Regions from separate parts of the Homo sapiens genome. Here region 1 is linked to region 2. Evidence: chromatin loops called from intact Hi-C (ENCODE). Cell type or tissue: ovary. All regions are shown on one strand.

What was found. Hi-C counts contacts between places; a loop is a spot of excess contacts. Peaks named below come from ENCODE experiments on the same cell type or tissue, not always from the same donor. Only the 100,000 strongest peaks of a DNase experiment are listed, where the experiment ranks them.
Region 1: a loop joins it to region 2, with 4 times the contacts of the local background. A loop is called at or near these places in 19 of 110 quality-filtered maps.

What each region holds. Positions count from the first base shown.
Region 1 is chr1:17,821,926-17,829,925 of GRCh38, reverse strand. ACTL8 (actin like 8) reads right to left here. Exons shown (of 3, transcript NM_030812.3): 2 at 6,570-6,941; 3 at 2,863-4,159. The coding sequence starts at 6,917. The coding sequence ends at 3,407. Among named protein-coding and RNA genes, the nearest start is that of ACTL8, 71 kb to the right of the region's middle. RefSeq lists an enhancer at 3,309-3,898. In ovary, no CTCF peak of the experiment used is centred here; a DNase peak (open chromatin) is centred at 3,676.
Region 2 is chr1:17,490,107-17,498,106 of GRCh38, reverse strand. No RefSeq gene overlaps it. Among named protein-coding and RNA genes, the nearest start is that of ARHGEF10L, 46 kb to the left of the region's middle. RefSeq lists a silencer at 3,535-3,677. In ovary, a CTCF peak has its summit at 3,665 (motif pointing left); a DNase peak (open chromatin) is centred at 3,656.

The sequences.
Region 1 (8,000 bases), 330 kb before region 2:
TTGTCCCCTCTGCCAGCCCCACCCAGCCCCTGACCCAGCTGCCAAGACCCTGCCTCCCTCCCCTCTGCACCTGGCTGCCCCTGGCAGGCAGCCCCAGACCTCTCACAGAGGATGAGCCTCCTCGAGCTCTGAGCAGCTGCCAGGACTTGCTGGAGCCCAGCAGGCATCTTCTGGGCACCACGTACCACCCCGCCAGGCCAGGCGTGCCAGCAGTTCCGCATTAGGTTGAAGGCCCCACACGGCCCATGGAGCTGCTATTTTTAATTTAATTGGAGAGTCAGAGGAGAGAGATAGTACCCAACAAGGGAGTTCTAAAAGCTTTGGGAGTGGGGGAGGGGGGAGAGAAAGTGAAGAAAAGTTCATAATTATACACTAGGCAGCCAGATTTGATGCTTGAACAGAAAGGTTAAATGTTACATTCAGAATGAAATGAGGAAAAGGGTTCTGATGACAGTTGCCCAGAGCTAAATAAGGAAAGAAAATGCCCCTTGCCCATCTCCTCTCCAGGCCCTCCTTTTCCTTGTCCTCATTTCTAAGTTTCCCCCACTTCTGCCTTTTAAGGCTCAGGTGTGTACAAATATAGGGGTTTCAAATGCAAAGATTTCTGCCCAGGGTGCCCACACCTCGACTGCTATCCGAAAGCAGCTTTCACACAAGCCTGGAAAAAATCACACATCCGCATCTCAGGCCAAGGGAACCAAGAAGGCCCAGAAAGCTGAGAAGGCAGCCTGCCACTATCGGTGATAACACAGGCTTTAGTATGGACAGACCTAGATTCAAAGCCCTCCTCTGCCAAGGAACAGACACTGTGAATCAGCTCACTCAAACCTGTGTGTCACCTATTTCAGCTACCTCCAAGTAATGAGCCAAACAGAAATCTGCTAGGTGACAACTTTCTAATAGCAAGTGACAGACCCAGATAAGACACTCCCTTCATGCTTCCTTTTCCTGCAGGAAATATAGGGGGTGATGCCTGGAGCTGCCACAGCTGTTTTGTGACCACAATCCAACAAGCCTACATGCTGAAGGTGGAGAAATGGAAAGAAAAAGAGAGACCTTGGTGATGTAGATTTGACACTGTTCACCTGGAGTGTCTACTTGTTGCCTGAGACAAATAAATCTGTTTCAGCCACTTTTAGCCTAGTGTTCTAGGAATGCTGAATCCATTCCTAACTCTGACAAATCATGATTAGCTTGAACTTGAGTGTGAACTTGAACAAGTGTTTAACATCGCTCATCTTTGGTTTTCTTATTTGTAAGTGGAGACAAACGTCACTCATTTCACAGTGTGCACGTGAGGATTAAATGTGATTCCATTTGTAAAGCTCTCACCACAACGCCTGGCAAGCGATGGTAGCTGCCATTGTTATTAACACTCATGTTTAATAGGCGAGTGACATCAACTTAAAAGCTTGAAAGTCATTTCTCTTACCTCAGTAGCACGTCACAGCTTCAAAGTGAGTTCTCATCCCCTATCTTAGTTCATCTTCAACTCCAAATCTCTGAGAGAAGGTGGTTATTACTTCCTATTTTATACTTGATAGACTCAAAGAGGTTAAATAACTTGCCCAAGGCAGCTCAGCTCATGATAGGGCCAGCCTGAAACTCAATCTGACACCAAGTCTGGGGCTTGCACCAGGCTGGTTCTGAGTTGGTCTACCTAAGAATTGTTATTCCAGGCCCCCACTCTTTTCCCTGGGGACTGCTGATGCTTCAAGTGTGGGAGCAAACACATGAGAATATGGCTCATGTGTTCAAAGACAAGGTGAGTTGGACTCTGCCCTCCAAATTCCTCTACTTGCCCTGAGATATCTGGGTTCCTTGAGCTTCAGTCTTCCAAACTACACTTGTTACTCTATTCCAGCTCTTAACATTAAGGAGCCAAGAATCCCTTTCAGAAACAGCTGGATAACACTGTGGTTGAGAGTCCAGGCTGGGTTCAAACCCCAGTTCTGGCACTTAACAGAAAACACATTTTATTAAATAAATAGTATATTGTGGCTCCCTTCTCTGTATTAGTCAGAGTAAGCAAAACAGTTGCTGTAACAAACATCCCCACACTCTCAGTGGCTGAACATAGATTCCTCATGCCACAGGCTAGTGTTGGTGGGGTTGGGCAGGGGTTTCTGCTCCACCTAGGCACTCAGGCTCCTTCCATCTGCAGCATTTGCCATCCATCCCCTAGGGCTTACACGTCCTCCCCATTGACCCATCCCACAGGCTGTGAAGGAGTATTTTTAAGGTCAGGTGCATGCCAACTGAGCCAGAACTCAGCCACCTGGCCCTATATAACTGCTGGAGACTTGGGAGCATTGCCTCACAGTGTGCCGTGGAAGGAGAAGACACAGTTACTGATGGTCCCTAGCAACCTCATCTCAGTCCACTCCATTGAAAGTGGCCATCCCTCCACCTCCAGATCACATGACCGTGTCACATTTGATTCATTTCATTCTTCATCATCAGAAATATGTTTACTTATATACTGTCTACAATAGATCCCACAGGAGGCTGTAAGCTTGAAACCAGAAACCTTGTACATCTTTCTCAAGTCCCCAAGGTCCAGCACAGCTCCTAAAACATGCTAGGTACTTGAATATGCATCAGATATATACCAAACAAATACGAATAAGAAGGGAAACTTTAAACAGAATATTGGGACACCTGGGATGGATGGATAGAATGTGGCAGTGAAAGAACACGGGGTCCAGACCCTTGCCTATTCTGCTCAGTGGCAGCCACTGTTCATAGGCCCCAGACACCTCAGAGCCCGCCCTGGCCCCCACCTGGCTCTCTCACACTTACACTCCCTAAGTCTCCCCAAGGGGCTGCGCACCCTACCCCCATCCATCACAGGAGCCAGCATTGCTTCCAAACAAGCTATTTATTTGCAGATATAAAACAAGATCCAACCACGGGTGGCAAGGGCATCCCAGGCTCACCTGCAGCAATGCCTCCCTGGCCAGAAAGGGCCTGTAGGACCAGAAATGTCAACTGTCCCCCATCCCCTAGTCAAAAATAATTGGGACTCCTAGCAGGAGTGCTACCCCAGTTAAAACCTACTCAACCAAGAAGAATGAGACAAACCAGGGGAAATGCCAATGAAAAATCAGTGGCTCTCAGGCATGGAGATGGCAGTCAGCCACTCATACCCCAATGATAGGCCACCCTGGAAAAACTGTCCCCTGCAGGGTTTCCAAGGATGACATCTTGTCTTCCCCCTTGGGTAGGTCCCACTCTTGCAACAAGATAAAACCTTAGAACCTAAAAAATACCCTCATGCCCCTAGAATTCCAAAGCCAGCTCACCCCACCCCACCTCATTCTACCCCCACCCAGAACATTTTGCTAAAATTAATCCGCCCGTGCCCATCTAACAGGAGCCCATTCTCAGGAGTGAGCCAGTAGGGTCACATCCTCATATGCTCACCATACTCCTCTCGGGACATCCACTCAGACTGGTAGGTAGAAAGGTGAGCCACCACGGACGCTCCTAGCCAGACACTAAAGTTTCTATTGGAACCCTCCCAGACTGTGGCCTTGGTGGAGGAGACGTGATCCCCCATCAGCTCCCTGAACAGGCGCTTTGTGAACCCGGGATAGAGGGTGTTGCCCCCGCAGGCCATCACGTGGGAGACCAGCAGGGGGCGCAGGGAGATCTCGCAGGACTCCACGGATTCCACAATGGCCCGTGGGATGCTGGGCCCCGGCTGCTCGAACACCTGCGGGCTAAAGAACATCTCAGGAGCCACCCGCTGCATGGGGGTCAGCTCCACGCGGGAGCCGTCTGGGAGCTGATAGGTGTTGCTCTCATCCAAGGCACTCTGCTGCCTCTCACGAAAGTCCAGGGCCTCCCCCAGATTCTGCGGCACGTAGCACTTGTTCATCTGAGTCACGGCGACTGTCTCCAGCTGAAACAGGCAGCGTCTATCGCAATCTTCCTTAAAGAGACTCTTGAGGAGATAGGCGGAGAGATCCTGGCCGGCGAACTCCAGCGTCTTGCCGCTGGCGGGCAAGGGGCGGCCCTGGTGGAAAGGCTGCACGCGGGTCAGGCCATAGCCAGAATCAACCACCACTCCGGTCAGGAGGCCAGAGGCATACAGGGACATCTGCAGCTGGTCGGCCAGGAGGACCGATGGGACATGCAGCAACTCAAACAGGATCTGCAACGAGGGAGAATTCACTCAGTGCATTTCCCCCCAGCCTGCTCAGCAGTCAAAGCTGAAGTCAGCACAGAGCCCCATCCTCGGGGGGACTCTCGGGCTGCCCCAGGATGCTGCGCCCAGGGCCCCTGGAGCTTATGCAGTGAGGATAATGCAGCAGCTCTGGAGGATTAGAAGGGGAGCTGGGTTTGCCCTCAGGAGCTTGTCTGGTCGTGGCTGTTCAGAAGACCACTTCGGTGAAGAGGTGAGAAGAGCTCTGTGGCTGCAAGAAATGGTTCTGGGACACTGGCTGCAGGAGCAACATGGCCACGGGTCACATGTGCAGCCTGAACCGCCTCTTTAGAAGGAAGAACAGATTAGAAAAGAAACAAGTGTTGCGTATTCACCACTGTCTCCAAACAGTGGAGGAAGACTGGAAAAGACAGACCAGAAAGATAAGACAGACAAGAAAAAAGACGCCAGAACGAAGGAAAAAGGAAAGGAAGGAAGAAAAGAAAAGAAAAGAAAAAAGAAAAAAAGGGAAAAGATGCTCACTGCCTGGCAGGAAAAGCCTTATTTTTTCTTTTAAATAAAAACCTTACAAACGTCAAGACAAACCCGGAATTCTGGTATTTAGGGTTTGCCAGAGTCCCTGGGCTGGTTTTCTCCCCCTGCTCCTCACCCCCTGAATCTTTACAAAGCCCCCCTGCCCCCCATTCCTCAGCTCTGGCAGCCTCCCCAAGGTTCTAATCCCATAGAAGCAGAAAGATCCTAACAGTCAACCCTTCTGTGGTCCCAGCCACTTACTCACCTCTTCAAGCCCCCACAAGCCCATCGTCTCCCCTCAGTGGGAGGGGGCTCCCTCCATTACTACTCTCAGAAAATTGTCCCCCCACCAGCCATTTCTCAAAATAGCAGCCAAGGTCCTCTTTTTCAAATAGAAAATCAGATACAACTCCCCCATTTAAAACTCTCCATTTAAAACTCCCCAGGAACTTCCTATTCACTTAGAGCAGTGGCTGGCAAGCATTTTCTGTAAAGGGATAGACAGTAAGGGTTGCCAAATTCAGCAAATAAAACTACAGGATGCCCAGTTACATGTGAATGTCAGATCAATAATAAATAATATTGTAGTGTAAGTATGCCCCATGCAATATGAAACATACTTAAATACTAAGACATTATTTGTAATTTATCTGAAACTCAAGTCTAACTAGGCATCACGTATTTTACCTAGTAAACCTACAATAGTAAATATTTTAGCCTTTAACTTGATGTATGGTCTCAAACAGTCTCTGCTGCAACAACTTAACTCAGATGCTGTCGTATGAAAGCACACTCTGCCAAACCCTAAATATCAGAATTCCTGTTTTGTCTTCATGTTTGGAAAGTTTTTATTTAAAAAATAATAATAGGGCTTTACCTACCAGGCAATGAGCATATGTTCTTTTTTCTTTCCTCTCTCTTTCTATCTTACATAACATATAAATGAATGTGTGTGGCTATGTTCCAATAAAACTTTATTTACAAAATAGGTGGTGGGCCGGATTTGGCTCACTGGGTTGCCAATCCTTGATTTAAAGTAGAATCCAAGCACTCCCCACAGCCTACCAGGCCTACAAGGCCCAGCCTCCTCCAACCTCACCATCCTATTTGCCTCTTGCCGCTCTTGCTGCTGAAATCACCTCCGTCAGAGAAGCCCTTCCTGAGCGCTCTCTTCAAACAGGTTCCCCACCCCCAACAGTCCACCATGATCCCATTTCATTATGGTTCTAGAACTCATCACTACCTGGAATTATTTCTTAACCCCTTCATGGAAGCTCTCTGAGGGCCAGAACATGGCCTGTATCAGCAATTATGGAATCCATAAGCAAATATTCCACGTCTCCCTGGTAACCCCCTTTCCACCAAGCACGTTGGTTGCTGCATGTCCGTCTGCAGGTGGGGCCTCCGTGAGCTCCCCTGCTTAGTGGCACACCAGGCATTCACTAGGTTCTTGGGAAATGTTTGTGGGGCAATTTGTTGGTTTCTGTTGGGTTTTTTTGTTTGTTTGTTTTTTTGAGACAGGGCCTTGCTCTGTTGCCCAGGCTAGAGTGCAGTGTCGTGATCTCAGCTCACTCTATTCTCGACCTCCCGGGCTCAACTGATCCTCCCACCTCAGCCTCCCAGGTAGCTGGGACCACACCTGGCTAATTTTTGTATTTTTTATAGAGACAGGGGTCTCACTATATTGCCCAGGCTGGTCCTGAACTCCTGGGCTCAAGCAATCTGCCTGCCTGGGAGTCCCAAAGTGTTGGGATTACAGGCATAAGCCACCACACCTGGTTGGCAATTTATCTTAAAAAGCAGAATTCCTGGTGCCCAATCAGTCCAGACATAGTGTCAGTCTGTTTCCCGCTCCCGAGTGGGAGCAGGCCCCGGCAGGCCTCACCTCCAGCATCTTCTTTCGGTCCGCAGGCTCCCTCAAGGGTGTCTCCGTGATGATCACAGGGGGGACCTCTTGCTCCCGTCTGTGGTTCTCCAACACAAATGACCAGAGGTACTGCACACCCTCCCAGTTGAGGATGCGGCCCCGCTCGATGGGGTAGCTAAAGGTGTCAGGATGGCAAATGTCGATGCCCAGGCTCACACGCCTACGGGCATAGCTGGGGCCAGGGTTCTCCTTGCACGGTAGGTAGTTCACGATGTTCGGGAAGACCATCTGAGGCTCATTCCAGCCGGCCGTGCCAGCCTTCAAAAAGCCAGACCCGTGGTCAATGATAACGGTTCTTGCAGCCATGGCGGAGGCAGAGGTGGGTGGGACCTGCGGAAGCAAAGGATGGGGTTAGTTGTGCAGGCAGCCTAGGCCACCATAAGCAGCTTCCCCCTCTACCCAACAGTCAAACCTCAGGCTCCCCCTGAAGCTTGTCCACTGCCCCTTCCAAGCCTTTACACAAGCCATTACCTGTGCCTGGAACACTCCCCCCATCCCAAATTCCCAACCATCCTACCAGGCTCCCTTAATGGGCCACATCCAGGAAGTGGCCCCCACCCCTCCTGCCCACTCAGCTTCTCCCACTGCACTTTGCACACACATGTATCCTGCTAGGTGAGCACTTCTGCCCCACAATCCAACTCTGCAAAGGGTTGGATTACTCTTGGCAGACTCAGCAAGAAGCTTGCCACTTGGGAAGTCCTTGTAGACACTGGCTGCCTGATTAGAGGGCACAAGGAACATGAAACATCAGCCTCAGAGCCACCACCTTCAGTAATAACAATGTCATAGCAACAGCAGCAGAAGCAGGCATTGTATTAGTGAGCATGGCAGCAGCTACAGGGACCATTTTCTGGAGAACCTACTCTTTCTCCAGTACTACAAGGAATGCTTTGCATGTTAGGTTGGACTAGGTAAAACTGTCATTTGTGTCTGTGAAAATGGTCAGAGATCAGCAATTTCACATGGTTTCACTTGATACATGGACTCATTTAATATTTGCCACGATGTATAAGGCAGGTGACGTCCACTTTACAGATGAAGAAACTGAGGCACAGGGGGTAAGATTACTTTCCTAGGGGTATACAACTAACAAAAACAGAGCTAAGAGTCAAACCCAACCCAGACTGCAAAGGCGATGTCCTGAGCATCAAGCATGCGAGGCACCAGGCATTAGGTGTTAAACATGAGCTAAGCATCTAACACCTGATGATAAGGGAGACTATCAGGAAGACTCCATGATTGTGGTTAGTTTCTTCATCTGTAAAGTGGGGAGAACAGCAGCCCCCCTGCTGAAAAGGTAGGTATGGTCACTACCTGATGTTCAGACTTACTCAAAAGCTACAGTAGCCAAGACAATGTGGGAGGTACTGGTAAAAGAATAGTCAA
Region 2 (8,000 bases):
GCAATCCCACTACTGGGTATCTATCCAGAGGGAAAGTAGTCATTAGGCTGGGTGCTGTGGCTCACACCTGTAATCCCAGCATTTTGGGAGGCCAAGGCAGGCATGCGGATCACCTAAGGTCAGGAGTTCAAGACCAGCCTGGCCAACGTGGTGAAACCCTGTCTCTACTACAAATACAAAAAAGCCTGTAATCCCAGTTACTCAGGAGGTTGAGACAGGAGAATTGCTTGACCCCAGGCGGCAGAAGTTGCAGTGAGCCAAGATTGTGCCACTTCACTCTACACGGAGCAAGACTCTTATCTCAAAAAAAAAAAAGATACCTATATGCATATATTTATTACAGCACACTTCACAATTGCAAAGATATGGAACCAACTTCAGTGCCCATTGACCAATAGGTGGATAAAGAAAATGTGGTACGTATACACCATGGAACATTACTTGGGCATAAAAAAGAATGAAACAATGTCTTTTGTAGCAACTTGGATGGAGCTGGAGGCCATTATTTGAAGGTCATTATTCTAAGCAAAGTAACTCAGGAATGGAAAACCAAATACTGTATGTCCTCACTTATAAGTGGGAGGTAAGCTATGGGTATGCAAAGGCATATAGAGTGGTATAATGGACTTTGGAGACTCAGAAGAGGGAGGATGGGAGGGGATAAAAAAAGAGGGTCTCATTGTACATACTGGGTACAATGTACATTACTTGGGTGACAGGTGCGCTAGAATCTCAGACTTCATCACTGTACAATTCATCCATGTCACCAAAACACACTCGTACCCCAAAAGCTATCAAGAAAAGATTTTTAAAAAGAAGAAACACGGCTGGGTGCGGCAGCTCACACCTGTAACCCTAACACTTCAGGAGGCCGAGGCAGATGGATTGCCTGAGCTCAGGAGTTCAAGACCAGCCTGGGCAACATGGTGAAACCCTGTCTCTACTAAAATACAAAAAATTAGCCCGGCATGGTGGCATGCAGCTGTAGTACCAGCTACTCGGGAGACTGAGGCAGGAGAATTGCTTGAACCCAGGAGGCAGAAATTGCAGTGAGCCAAGATAGCGCCACTGCACTTCAGCCTGGGCAACAGAGCAACACTCCATTTCAAAAAAAAAAGAAAAGAAACAGGTAGCCAGGCACGGTGGCTCACAACTGTAAACCCAGCACTTTGGGAGCCCGAGGTGGGTGAATTGCTTGAGCCCAGGAGTTCAAGACCTATCTGGGCAACATGGCAAAACCCTGTCTCTACTAAAATATAAAAAATTAGGCAGGTGTGGCAGCACGCACTTGTAGTCCCAGCAACTCCCGAGGCTGAGACATGAGAATTGCTTGAACCCAGGAGGTGGAGGTGGCAGTGAGCCGAGATTGTGCCACTGCACTCCAGCCTGGGTGATAGAGTGAGGCATGGTCTCCAGAAGAAAAAAAAAAAAGAAGAAGAAGAAGAAACAGGTAAATTTGTGTGCTTTTCTGCTTTGGTTTGATGAAGAGTAGGCAGTTGTGAAGAAGTATAATTGGAGAACAAAAGAGTCTGATCTAATGATAATAGATAGGGGGCGGTGAGGGGTGGCAGGACGGTGGAAATGGGACTTAGCAAGGCCTGATTGTTCAGATTCTTCTTGGCATCTCTGTGTCTTTGGCTCCTTTCCTTTGGGAATAGAGAGGGCACCTCCCCAGTGAAAGCTTTATGGTCTGATCAGGGAAGAAGGGAGAGGCAAAGGTGAGAGACTGCCCATCTGCTTCTGCTGTTTTCTCCAATGTTAAGATGCCATGGGCCGGGTGCGGTGGCTCACGCCTGTAATCCCAGCACTTTGGGAGGCCGAGGCAGGCGGATTACCTGAGGTCAGGATTTCAAGACCAGCCTGACCAACATGGAGAAATCCCATCTCTACTCAAAATACAAAAATTAGCTGGGCGTGGTGGCGCATGCCTATAATCCCAGCTACTCAGGAGGCTGAGGCTGGAGAATCGATTGAACCTGGTAGGCGGAGGTTGCGGTGAGCCGAGATCGTACCATTGCACTCCAGCCTAGGCAACAAGAGTGAAACTCTGTCTCAAAAAAAAAAAAAAAAAAGACTGAGTGGGCACAGTGGCTCACGCCTGTAATCTCAATGCTTTAGGAGGCTGAGGGAGGAGGATGGCTTGAGTTCAGGAGTCCGAGACCAGTCTGGGCAACATGGCAAGACCCTGTCTCTACAAAAAAATTTAAAAATCAGGCCAGGCACAGTGGCTCACACCTGTAATCCCAGCACTTTGGGAGGCTGAGGCAGGCGGATCACCTGAGGTCAGGAGTTTGAAACAGCCTGGCCAACATGGCGAAACCCTGTCTCTACTAAAAATACAAAAATTAGCCAGGCGTAGTGGCAGGCGCCCGTAACCCAGCTACTCGGGAGGCTGAGGCAGGAGAATTGCTTGAAACTGGGAGGCAGAGGTTGCAGTGAGCCAAGATTGCGCCACTGTACTCTCCATCCCAGGCAACAGCGTGAGACTCCATCTAAAAAAAAAAAAAAAAAAGGGTGGGCGTGGTGGCTCATGCCTGTAACCCCAGCACTTTGGGAGGCCGAGGCGAGCGGATCACCTGAGGAGTTCGAGACTAGCCTGGTCCAACATGGTGAAACCCTGTCTCTACTAAAAATACAAAAATTAGCTGGGCGTGGTGGTGGGCACCTGTAATCCTAAGTACTCGGGAGGCTGAAGCAGGAGAATCGCTTGAACCCAGGAGCTGGAGGTTGCAGTGAGCCGAGATCTTGCCACTGCACTCCAGCCTGGGTGACAGAGCGAGACTCCATCTCAGATAAAAAAAAAAAAAAAAAAAAGTCCAGGCACGGTGGCTCACGCCTGTAATCCCAGCACTTTGGGAGGCTGAGGCAGGCAGACCATGAGGTCAGGAGTTCGAAACCAGCTTGACCAACATGGAGACACCCCATCTCTACTAAAAATACAAAAATTAGTAGGGCATGGTGGCAGGCGCCTGTAATCCCAGCTACTTGGGAGGCTGAGGCAAGAGAATTGCTTGAACCCAGGAGGCAGAGGTTGCAATGAGCCAAGATCGTGCCACTGCACTCCAGCCTGGGCAACAGAGCAAGACTCTGTTTAAAAAAAAAAAAAAAAAGGTGTCACAGCCTCTACCCTGGAGTCATCATGGGTGCAACATGGCAGGTGAAAGTTGGAGCTGGGACATTCTCTCATCAACCAGCAATGATAATAAAGGGAAATAATAACACAGCCCTGGCCATGTGCCTGACGCTCTGCTTCATATTTTATAGAATAACTCATTTAATTGTCCCAACAGCCCTATGAGGTGGTTACAATTATCCCCATTTTGCAGGCGAGGAAACTGAGGCACAGAGAGGCAAAATCACTAGTCCATGGTTACCCAGCTAGCAAGCGGTGCCTCTAAGCTCAGCACTGCACTGATGATTTTATTAGCTCACAAACTCCCCAAGGTAATACAGCCAGTTTATAGATGAGAAAATCAAGGGTCAGATGGGAAAGTCACAGACTCCAAGATCACACAGGTAGCAGTGTCTGCACCCAAGGCCTGAGCACTTTGTTCTCAGAGAACAAAGGAGGTCTCCCCTCTGTCCGGAAGCCTCCTGAGGACAAGGAGGTTGGCTGTGGCCCCACTGGAGGCTGGACCCACCTGGGCAGAATCGTGGTGCGGAGGCGCCCTCTGCTGGCAGCAGGGAAAAGACCAGCAAAAGGAGCCTTCCTTTCCTCCCTTTGCTTCTGGCCTAGAGCAGGTTCTTGAGCACCTCCTCTGGGCCTTGCCTGGCACTGGGGATGCTGAAATGGATGAGTCATCACCCCTCTCTTATCCCCTCAGAGGAAATGAACCATTTTGAAAGGGTTATCAGCAGAGGGCTGGGGAGAAACACCTGACCTAGCCTGGGCAGTCTGAGAGGGCTTCCTGGAGGAGGTGATCTGCATTGAATGAAAGGTAGCCTGATTCAGTTCAAGTCTCTGGGACCAAAACAATTTAGGCTTCATTGGCCAGGGTAGTTGTCACAGGCCACCCTGATCATGATATCAAGAAAACCCAAGAGCCAGATGCAGTGGCTCATGCCTGTAATCCCAACTCTTTGGGAGGCCAAGGAGGGAGGAGCGCTTGAGCCAAGGAGTTTGAGACCAGACTGAGCAACATAGAAAGACCCCCACTCTACAAAAAAAAATTAAAAAATTAGCCAGGCATGATAGCACACACCTGTGATCCCAGCTACTTGAAAAGCTGAGGTGGGAGAATCCCTTAAGCCCCGGACATCAAGGCTGAAGTGAGCTGTGATGGTGCCACTGCACACCAGCCTGGGTGACAGAGCAAAACCCCATCTCAAAAAAAAGAAAAAAGAAAACCCACAGAAGTGAAATGTAAATGAGGGCTCTGATAAGCCAAGGAATTTCAGGGGGAAGTGCCTTCCAGGCAAAAGGAACAGAGAGGGCAAAGGCTCTGAACACAGAAGGTGAGACAGACCAAGGAACAGCAAGGGGGCAGGTGTGGCTGGATCAGAGTGAGCAGAGGGGAAGGAAAAGAGTTAGGGAAGGGAGCTAATAGAAAAATTATGACTTTATGTGTGGGTGTGCTGCCTAATTCACCCAATCCACCTTTCATTGTCTTTTTTTTTTTTTTTGAAACAGTCTCGCTCTATTGCCCAGGCTGGAGTGCAGTGGTACAATCTCAGCTCACTGCAACCTCTGCCTCTTGGGTTCAAGTGATTCTCCTGCCTCAGCCTCCCAAGTAGCTGGGATTACAGGCACTCACCACCATGCCCGGCTAATTTTTTGTATTTTTAGTAGAGATGGGGTTTCACTATGCTGGCCAGGCTGGTCTCAAACTCCTGACCTCGTGATCCACCCACCTCGGCCTCCCAAAGTGCTGGGATTATAGGCGTGAGCCACAGCGCCTGGCAAATTTGGTTACTTCTATGGTTTACAATAACTTAGCATAATAGCCATAATTATAATTGATAGCATATACTTAGACATTGGAATTTTAGAAATCCCATACCATTTTGGAATATATATTAGTACTATTCACAAAAATATAACCTAAAGAAGATTGACTGCCTGGCCGCTGCACTGTCTGGGAAGTGAGGAGTGCCTCTGCCTGGTCGCCGTGCAACCCTCCAGGTGTGAAGTGGCAGCCTTGTGTGTGATCTTTCTGCCCTCCCCAAGTTTGCATTTTTGACAGTAAAGTTTACTTTTAAATTAAAAGATTTAAATTGGGGAAGATTAAAAAAAAAAAAAGAAGATTGAGCATCATTTTGGCAATCTCATGTACCTAAACATGTTGAATAATCCTGTTTACCTCCTTTCTGGATGTTTTCAGTGGCCCTCTGATCCATCCAAAAAGCCAGGCATTAGGAAAGACAATTTTGAAACTGAAGTTTGATTTTGGAATTCCAGATTACCGTAAGTTCTTTATTTTGCCAAAACGATGACTCAGAAATTTTAAAGAAGCAAAAACTTTGTATAACCCTTTTGAATTTAGTCAATATGTTCACACAGAGAACCTCTTCTGCAAATTAATTTTGCCAATTCTTCTACCACTTCTTTGAACCTTCAGCTTTTTCTATCTAACTCAAAACAATCATTTAACCCTAGGCAAAATTTACATTTCCATGCCTTCTTATAACCTTTTACAAAAAAAAAAAAAAACCACAACACATTTTACTGTTCTTATACACCTTGCATGTAAATCTATTTGCAGAAGTCTCGCTCTGTCACCCAGGCTGGAATGCAGTGGTATGATATCAGCTTACAGAAACTTCCACCTCCCGGGTTCAAGCAATTCTCCTGCCTCAGCCTCCCCAGTAGCTGGGATTATAGGCGTGTACCAACATGCCCAGCTAATCCTTATATTTTTAGCAGAGACGGGGTTTCACCATGTTGGCCAAGCTGGTTTCGAACTCCTAACCTCAGGCGATCCACCTGCCTCAGCCTCCCAAACTGCTGGGATTAGAGGCGTGAGCCACCATGCCCAGCCATATTTCCAGTAGTCTTGATTGCATGTTACAATGGTGACTCTTTGGCAATTTTAACTGTAATGTAAAACCTGGTAAGTTATGTTCTGATAAGATTTGACTGTTTTCAGCATAGCTAGGGCATTGCCAATTCCACATGTCCCCAGGCCTTACCTAGCTGGAAAGCAGGCAAGTAAAACAATTGCCATGAATTAAGAATATTCGCATGGGCTGGGCACAGTGACTCACACCTGTAATCCCAACACTGGGAGGTGGAGGCGGATGGATCACCTGAGATCAGGAGTTGGACACCAGCCTGGCCAACATGGTGAAACCTCGTCTCTATTACAAATACAAAATTAGCCAAGTATGATGATGGACGCCTGTAGTCCCAGCTACTTGGGAGGCTGAGGCAGGAGAATCACTTGAACTTGGGAGACAGAGGTTACAGTGAGCCGAGATCATGCCATGGCACTCCAGCCTGGGCAACAGAGAGAGACTCCACCTCAAAAAACAAAAACAAAAACAAAAAAGGCCAGGCGCAGCAGCTCATGCCTGTAATCCTAGCACTCTGGGAGGCCAAGACGGGCAGATTGCCTGAGCTCAGGAGTTTGAGACCAGCCTGGGCAAGGTGGTGAAACCCTGTCTGTACTAAAAAGAACTAAAAATCAGCTGGGCGTGGTGGTAGGTGCCTGTAATCCAGCTACTAAGGAGGCTGAGGCACGAGAATTGCTTGAACCTGGGAGGTGGAGGTTGCAGTGAGCCGAGTTCTTGCCAATGCACTCAGCCTGGGCAGCAAAGTAAAACTCTGTCTCAAAACAAAAAAATTCACTGGGCATGGTAGTGGATGCCTGTAACCCCAGGTAGTCGGGAGGCTGAGGCAGGAGAATCACCTGAACTCAGGAGGTGGAGGTTGTAGAGAGCAAAGATTGCACTCCAGCCTGGGTGACAGAGCGAGACTCTGTCTCAAAAAAAAAAGAAATGCAAAAACTTGAAAAGACATCTCAAAAGACCAATCTTAGGTTCTACCATAGTGATGTTCTCTGCAAGAGTAATTAGGGAAGTTGCAAATCTTAGAACCTCTGGAATAACGGCTGGGAATTATTATTAATTCAGGCCCCTCTCATTCTCCTAATTTGGTGGCTTTTCATTAGTTTTATGTGAACAGTTTTGGGGGAAGGGCTGTTATCATTTAAACTAAAAGGTAAATTTCTCCCAAAGTTAGCTTGGCCCACGGCCAGAAATGAGCAAAGGCAGGCAACCTCTGAGGCTAGAAGCAAGATGGAGTCAGCCATGTCAGTTCTCTTACTGCAGAGTTTTTGTTTTGTTTTGTTTTGTTTTGTTTTGTTTTGTTTTGTTTTGTTTTGGGACGGAGTTTCGCTCTTGTTGCCCAGGCTGGAGTGCAATGGCACGATCTCGGCTCACCACAGCCTCTGCCTCCCAGGTTCAAGCAATTCTCCTGCCTCAGCCTCCTGAGAAGCTGAGATTACAGGCATGCACCACCTCGCCCGGCTAATTTTGTACTTAGTAGAGACGGGGTTTCTCCATGTTGAGGCTGGTCTCAAACTCCTGACCTCAGGTGATCCGCCTGCCTCAGCCTCCCAAAGTGCTGGGATTACAGGCGTGAGCCACAGCGCCCGGCCACTGCATAGTTTACAAAGGTGTTTTCAGCACTAGAAATCAAGAACACACAATTTAGGCCGGGCGAAGTGGTGCATGCCTGTAATCCCAGCACTTAGGGAAACCAAGGTGGGCGGCTCACTTGAGACCAGGAGTTCAAGACCAGCCTGGCCAACGTGGCAAAACCCTGTCTGTACAAAATTTAGCCAGGCATGGTGGTGCAGTCCTGTAATCCCAGCTACTCAGAAAGCTGAGGCAGGAAAACCACTTGAACCCAGGAGACAAAGGTTGCAGTGAGCGGAGATTGCGCCACTGCACTCCAGCCTGGTGACAGAGCAAGACCCTGTCTCAAAACAAAACAGCTGGATGTGGTGGCTCACGCCTATAATCCCAGCACATTGGAGGCCAAGGTGGGCGGATCACAA